Regions from separate parts of the Mus musculus genome. Here region 1 is linked to region 2. Evidence: chromatin loops called from intact Hi-C (ENCODE). Cell type or tissue: left cerebral cortex. All regions are shown on one strand.

Evidence for each region. Hi-C counts contacts between places; a loop is a spot of excess contacts. Peaks named below come from ENCODE experiments on the same cell type or tissue, not always from the same donor. Only the 100,000 strongest peaks of a DNase experiment are listed, where the experiment ranks them.
Region 1: a loop joins it to region 2, with 3 times the contacts of the local background. A loop is called at or near these places in 4 of 42 quality-filtered maps.

What each region holds. Positions count from the first base shown.
Region 1 is chr9:49,793,588-49,797,587 of GRCm38, reverse strand. All of the region lies in intron 1 of Ncam1 (neural cell adhesion molecule 1), which reads left to right. Among named protein-coding and RNA genes, the nearest start is that of Ncam1, 3.5 kb to the left of the region's middle. In left cerebral cortex, no CTCF peak of the experiment used is centred here; DNase peaks (open chromatin) are centred at 331, 638, 1,030 and 1,540; H3K4me3 peaks cover 1,463 bases; H3K27ac peaks cover 1,194 bases.
Region 2 is chr9:49,717,912-49,721,911 of GRCm38, reverse strand. All of the region lies in intron 1 of Ncam1 (neural cell adhesion molecule 1), which reads left to right. Among named protein-coding and RNA genes, the nearest start is that of Ncam1, 79 kb to the left of the region's middle. In left cerebral cortex, a CTCF peak has its summit at 2,969; a DNase peak (open chromatin) is centred at 2,281.

The DNA.
Region 1 (4,000 bases), 76 kb before region 2:
CTACCCCACCCAAGGATTTGTGCTTTGGCGTCCCAATGGACTGGGAGAGGGGGAAGCAAAGGGCACTGGGGCCGCCGAGAGCTGGGTGGGATGGGCCGACAGCTGGGGCGGGGGGGGGGCGTGTGCTGCCAAGCACCAGCTGAAAGCAGGCTAGGCGGAGGAGACCGCGCATGGCTGTGGCTTCTGCCTGGTGTGGCTGTACTGGTCCAGATCTCTAAGCCTTGGGTGTGGAGCCCACAGAGCGGCCCCGGGAGCACCCAGTGCGCCCCCCTCCGAGGGCAGCAAGAGAGCAGAGCTGGGCCACCGCCTCCAGCCAACTCTGATCGGCGACCAATCAGAGCGAGGCTGGCTGGGCGGGAAGCCGCGAGAGGCTTTTATTGCGGCGCGGGTGGCGCCCAAGCTGCCAGGATGGTCCCCGGGTGTTCTAGCTTAACGGTCTCGCTCGCCTCCCGTTGGGAGAGACCCCGCCCTGTTACTGCCCCTAGCTGCACGGCCGTTTTCGAGGACGTAAAATGGAGAAGGATAGGCCCTGGGACATCTCTTGGTCCAGCTAGCTTATTCTCGCCCACTCGTGCTTCTTTCTTGGCGCTTTGGAGCATTCAGGCTCCCTGTCCATGGCGCACAGTTGCGACGGAGCGCTTCGCTTGCGAGTGCAGAAGACAGCAGCTCCCAAGCTGTGTCCCGGAGAGCAGACGCGCCTGCGCTGACCCTCTGGCCAAGGACTAGACGCTGGGGTGGAGGGGCGTGGCGGGGTGTGGTAGGGCGTGTCTTGACAGGGCGTGCCAAATGGGTCCTCGCCACCACCAAGCCCTGGACTGGCAGAGGCGTGCCCTTCCCTGTGGTGCTGTGGGTGACCTCCTCTTAGGGTGTGTTTACTGAGACCATCCTTCTGGATAGCAGCATGACAATGGAGACCTAATCTTCCATGATGCGTCTTTTTAGGATCTCCTTGTGGTCTTCTCCATAATGGAGATGGGTGTAACCCTCAGTGTTCCTATCCTGGTGGGAGCTGAGGGAGGGAATCCTACAGTGGCGTGATACTGGATGCTCAGGCAAGACTGGCATCCTAACCAGTGTTCCCTGGAACGAAAGAATCCTTATTCTGCCCCTAAACCCAGGCGGCGAGGACGAAGAGAAAGAAGCACATACCAGCCTGTTTAACAAAAGAAAGTGGTTTTACAAAGAGAATTTTCAATTAAAGTATTGTTTTAACCAGCTTAAAAAAAAATCTAGAGAATTCAGACCAAAGGGTTTGGAAGGATATAAAAGAAGGATATATATGAATATCCCCCGTCATTAAGCTGCAAATGCTGTAGAGTATCCACAGACAATGGTATATATAATTCAAACTCTGTTATTGGTGAGCATGAGAATTTAACATATAAGAAACGCTATCCATAGCACTCGTTAATAAATATCCTGGTGCATAGCAAATGAATCAGATGTTGTAGGTGTCTTCTGCCCTTTAGAAATAAAAAGGCAGCTTGCATAATTGCATAGTAAATCTGAGATTGTGGAAGCAGCATTTGTTGCATGCTGGCTGGCTGACTGAATTCTGTGCTTGAACGATCTGGAACCACGTGCTTAGTTGACAATTTTAGTCCTTTGCTAGTCGAACCTGAAAAAGTTAAGGATTAGGCAGCACTGTTTTTCTAACAAGATAACACCAGACTTAGAACAAAGAGCAAATTTAGTACAAAAGGAAACATACATAAAATATACCTCATATCCCTTGCTAAGCAGTTGAAGATGCTGTTCAAAAAGGTGTATTGGGAGAGTAATTACACAGACCTCTATTCTTTTGACATTGGTTTTCATTTACAAGAGGAAGTGTAAAATTTGGACAAAATTTAAATGACTGTAACAAAGCCATACTTATACAGAAAACCTTTCGCCACTCACAGCCTTTTTCAAAAACATGCTGCTGTCCATAAAGTTTAGCTAAAAAAACATTGAGATTAACTTAGAATTCGTTTAAATTGTAACAAGACTAAAGTCAAATGGAGATTATAATCTAGAATTGTGGAACTATGGCCCTCTTTTTATTTAAGTTGCTGTTTGGCTATTTGGGGACAGTATCCCTTAGTGGCTTAGAACTCAATATCTAGACCAGGTTGGCCTTGAACCATTTTAGAATCCTCTTGCTTCAGCTACAGTGCTGATAGTACATCCATGAGCTACTAAACCACTTATTTACGTTTTTGCTATTTCCACTACAAAAGCCCTGAAAATCTCTCTGCCCTGCTAAGTTTTCACTTATCCTACACTGACAGCAACCCCACCTTCCTGCTTCCACCAAGAGATTAAACTTGGTGCCCTCTCTCTAGGTACCTTCTCCTCAGATACCTTTTGTTTTAGCAGTATCAGGAGACAAGCAGAAGGTTGTGTCTCAGAGCTTGGCTTAATAAAGCAGCTTTTTCCAGATCTACCCCTGGCAATTGATTAAACTAAGGATGTGTTCCTTGAATGGGTCAGTAGTTCTCTAAGCTTGATCAAAATTAAAGTAGATAGGCTCTTAACCAGCAAATGGCCTAGTAGGTACAGCACTTGTCATCAATGCATTCCCAGAACTCACGTGATAGAAGAGAGGACTGACTCCTGCAAGTTGTTCTCTGACCTTCACACATATGATAAAAATACATACATACAAAAAAATCAAAGCAAATATCAAGAATACCCCCCCAATACAAATCCCCAACAATACAAGGAAAATTAAGGTGTTGGCATGTTATTAATAGACAGTATAGTTATAGACTCCAGTGAGGGAGAAATTAGCTACAGGGAGCCCTAGCCTCTAAGAGCTTTTGAAGTGATTCCCTTTGGAGTATACTTATCATTAATTGAATTCTTCTGATAGGTAATCTATAACTCAATGTAAATAATCTCTAAATTTTCCTGTCACTGGGAACAATGTCTTAATTGCCTTTCAAAATAAATGGCACCATTTTGTCAGACAGACTCTAATCTTTACTGTGACAGATGTTTTTCTTCATGCCAGAACTCAGTTTCTTAACTTATAGGCAGCATTTGTAAACCTTACATTGCTTGAGATATGGACTTTGGGATTTCTGGTGCAATCACTTCTTCTTCTTCTTCTTCTTCTTTTTTTTTTTTTTTTTTTTTTTTTAGATGATGAAAGCTGTATTTGTAGTAGCTCGATGAATTCCCCCACCCCTATTTACGTCATCAGTATTAAAGCACTGTGGCTTTTCTCCAGATTTGCAAGTTACTTCGGTGCTGCTGGCAGACCTCCAGATATGTTACAGTCTTTCTCAACTTTGTGAGAAATAAGTGGCTGAGTACCTGTTGCTGAAGGACATTTGAACTGTCTGTGACAGTCTTTAGTCTGTGATGATAGAGACCAGAACGAATTGTCAAGGAGAGAAAGCAGGGGTTGCACCTGGTCCCATCTATCTACTGAAACAGTCTAGCTTGGGAGGAGACAAAGGCTGGTGCTCCTGTCCTACTAATGCTGTCGAATGGATAAACAATGCTTTGTGGTGTCAAGATAAATATTTAAATGCAAACTCCATGATGGAGCTTGGTGATCTAACAGATCTATAGAGTAAGGAGTGTCCGGAATTTTAAAAGAAATGGCAGGCAGTAAATTACAAGCAGCATTTTTCTAATACTAAAAACTCCATTATGGATTAATCAGAACTGGAAACATGAATCATCAATAATGCTCATTTCAGCTGTGAGTCAAAAGACCAAGGCTCAGATATCTTTTGCTACAAAGGAAGAATTCTGAGTAAAATCCAGTAGGGAACTGTGTGTGCTTTTTAAAATACTCCCCAAGTCTCAGCAATATTGTAAAAGGTAGCCTCAAAGGAAGGGCAGAATTTCACAAGGACCTTTCTGAATCCTAATGATTTGCTTTTATGAGGCCTGGAGATTTTAGTATTAGAAAAGATTTTAGCAAGAATGTTTTTGATAACACGAATAGATATGCTTGCTCTCCTGCAGGACACTGGAATACAGAAGTCAGTCTGAACGCCAT
Region 2 (4,000 bases):
CTTATTCATACGGGTGTGTATGTGAACATACACATTCACACACACACATGCATACATACACGCACACACGAGCACAGATATTAATGTTTGGCCCCATAGAGTTGAAATTAGCCACAGACTTTAAGATATGATAAAGATGATGAGGGAACACCTCTTGTCCTACCTGCCTGTGCTGGTTGCTATGAGACTGCTTCCCTGAGTAGTAGAAATGGGTTTCCTGTTTAAAATCAGGCTTCATGTGTTAGCTCTGGCTATCCTTGGGAGAAATGGCTATTTATTTCTTGGGATGTGGTTGCCGGGTTTCACAAATTCTATGAGACCTGATGTGAATGTTCATCTCCAGAGCTGTAGACACCTCATCATGTATGTAAATGTTGCCAGTTTGTCTAATTATACATCTCAGATTTACATAGAAATAATATGCCTAACCAAAGGGAAAACTTAACTGATTAGAAACAACTGCCTTCTACATCTGTTGACCTTTGGGTGTTCAGTGAGGCAAAGGCTGTGTAGAATGTGTGTGAGGTTGCAGTAGTAATACAGTACATATCCTACTATGTTTTATCCAGAAGGAATTTTGCATTGAGTAAATTTGGGCTAACTTGAATACTTGAATTTGACTAGCTGAGGATTTGTTTGTTTTTTTTTTTTTGTTTGTTTGTTTGATTGTTTTTGCAGTACATTGTGTGTGTGTGTGTGTGTGTGTGTGTGTGTGTGTGTGTGTGTGTGAGAGAGAGAGAGAGAGAAAGAGAGAGAGAGAGAGAGAGAGAGAGAGAGTGGTGCATGTATACTTCTATGCATGGTTTGCATCTGTTTGAGTACATGTGTTTGTGCTTGCATATGGGGGTTGTTGGGGATCACCCCTGAGCATCCTTTCACCTTATTCCTTGGTAGAGGGTGTATCAGTCCAAGTACTCGAAAATGGCTAGTCATAATCTGAGCATGCTCATATGACTAGTCCTAACCAGAGCATGCTTGTATGGCTAGTCAACTAGCTCTGTCTTTACCTTAGGAGTCTGGAATTACAGAGTGGCTGCCGTGCCTACCCAGCATTTATGTGGGTTTGTAGGGATGCAAACTCTTATCCTCTTACTTATCCTTTAAGTGCCTTAAGCAGTGTGCCTCCTCTCTAGCCCCTCCCTTACGTCTCTGTACACTGCAAGACCTGGGTAGAGTGTAGCTTCTATTGCTCTGAACTATGTCTCGAAGGATGATGGAAAAATCTAATTGGCCCTCACCAAATCTATTGCTCAACAGCAGGATCCGGGACGTTATATTGTTCTTGCATGCAGACAGTAATGAACATCAACAGCTTCATTCTTTATTTAACCATCTTAAAGACCAAATTAACAAGGAAAGTTGCACAAACTAATTACTAAGAAAACTGAAGAGTGACAAGTTATCTATCCCTTGCTATGAAAGTCTAAGAAATAAAGCCTGGGGTTATTTTAGGGACAGTGCTGGGAAAAATGCTAGCTTTTAGAGAATTATTTATTCAGGGTCTAGACTTTAGGCTACAAGCATCCAATAGAAACAAACTGTGAACTCCATAATACATCTACATTCTTCTCATAGCCACATTAACAAAATAAAAATACAGAGGAAACTCATTTAATGATATATTTTTACTCAACTAAGTATATGCAGGATATGACATGTAATTTCCATTTTTAAAATTATCAGTAATTTATGTTGCTGTTGTTATTTAGTCTTTGAGATCCCACACATGTTTTACACCTTTCGGTTCAGGGTGGCCATGTTTCAGTTGTATAATGGCCACATGCTAATGGTGACCACTATTGGCAACAGTTCGGCTCCATGCTGAGATATAACTGTCTGAGAACAAAAATGGTAAAGAAATGATTTGGTCATCACTTCGAAAAAGAGTCACCAAGCCTTTTCAATAACGGGCCAGCCAGGGAATTGGGGTCACATGCCTGTAATCCCAGCACTTGAGAGACGGAGGCAAGAGGGTCATGAGCACAGGAGCAGTCTCATCTATATAGTGTCAGTCTGTCTCAGAAGAGGATAGAGGCATAAATAAAACCAAATCAGGTTTCTGTGAGTCATGCTCCCCCCCCCCCCCAGTAATATAGCACAAGCGTAGTTACAGACATTGCTTAAAAATTGAATGAGACTCTGTGTCAATAAAACTTTATTTATATAAACAAGCTGTGGATGAATTTGTCTTGGGTGCTACTTTGCCTACCCTTTTCTAACTTTAAAGCACGTTGCTGTAGCATATAAATAAAAATGATTCCTGCCTGGGAGGACTGTTTTTATGTGAGAAGTCTCTGTATTTAGCAACCAGAAATGTAGAAAATGATGGCTGCTAGATTTGATTTCCTTTGCCACGAAACACTGTTAGTTCTCACTTTGCCACAAGTGTTGTTTATTGGTTGGTTTAGTAAATGACAAGGTTTTTATATCACTATTGATCTCAATGCTTTTCTCTCTTTTTCCCCACCCACTCTCCTCTCTGCTGGGACCATATTTCTGGACGGCTTGGCTCTCATAACCTTGTTCACTCTGCCCTGTTAAAACAGGTAAGGCTCGCCTTTCACTTTGAATTATGATTCTCCCAGTGTTACATAAGGTTTCTCTTTGAATTTAACTATTCAAGGGAATAGCATAACATAATTCACCTCTTAAGATAAATCATTTTCAGCTACAATAGTTATAGTCTCTGTGGTAACATGTATGTTCTGTCAGCTGTAGGAACAGCCTCTTATATTGTTTTGTGAATTACGGTTTGTACTTCACATACAGTCAGAAAATAGAGGTCAGATTTTACTGTCTTCGGTTTTCATTCTCAAGTTCTATGTAAGACTATCACAAACCCATCCATGCCTTGTGGTTATTTGTGTTCAGAAAGGATTTTAAAACCTTTTTCCTATTAGGAATGTTGGGAAAAGATTTTTTTTCTGAATGTCAGAGCCCTGGGGAGTGTGCTCTTGTGCCCTCTGAAGCCAGTAGAGGCAGTACTGGAGATACTTCAAATTTGTTTTGAGACTTTCTTATGTCTCAGTTGTAGGCTTGTTCATTAGCAATCCATGGGAACACTTGAAGAAAGAATATATAAGCATCTATAAGTCTCTTCCTTTTGCATTTCATTGTGTGTGGGAAACAAAAACCCCACATTTTGGTTTGTTTGTGGGGTTTTTTTCTCTCTCTTAATTTAAACATTAACAATTGCATCACTCTGAACCTGCCAAAGGCAATTCATGTTCTTTTGCTCCTCTGATGGTGGGTGATTCCATGGGAAATCTGCTGCAGGGACCCTGTGGTCAGACGAACACAGACAGAGACTTTCCCAGCCTCCTCAGGAAGTGCTCCGTGCCTCCATCTTTCCGGTCTTACAGAAAGGCAGCATCCCCTGAGACTGGTTCCCTAGCCCTGCTCCCTCAGCCCAAATGACCCCTTTACCTTAATCTCCTTCCCTTGTCTTTCTAATTTCAGCCTCTGACCTTGCTCTTCTTATCCATGTCTGCTCCCTCCTCCATCCTTCCCGAGACCCTGGGACCATAGTCTGTGGCCCTTCCTGTGCACTGGCAGTATTTTCTTTGTCAATAGGCCCTCAACTGTAGTCTGCAGACATTACCAGACTTCCTTAGGACAGAGAAACAGAAAGTTTCTCTCCTTCCATCTCATTTCTCTTTCTTTGTCAGGACTAGCTTTTAAAGAGCAACTGTGCCCACCTTCATCTTTCCTTCTGCATTACCTGTGTGCTGAGCAACATCCTCCAGTTAGGAATTTTACAGACCACCCCCACTTTGGTCTCACTGTCACACATTTAACTCATGTAACATTGACTTTCCCTTCCCTCACCCTCCTCCCATTTGCCTACCCTTTCTGATTAGCGATTTCTTCCCATTTTCTTTCTTTACATTTCCATTCTTTACATTTCCCCAGATGTAGGTGTTCTTAGAAGCCCTAGACTGATTGGTTGCTGTTTTTTTAAATGTCCCCTGCTGTTCCTCATACCTCCTTCTTCATGGCT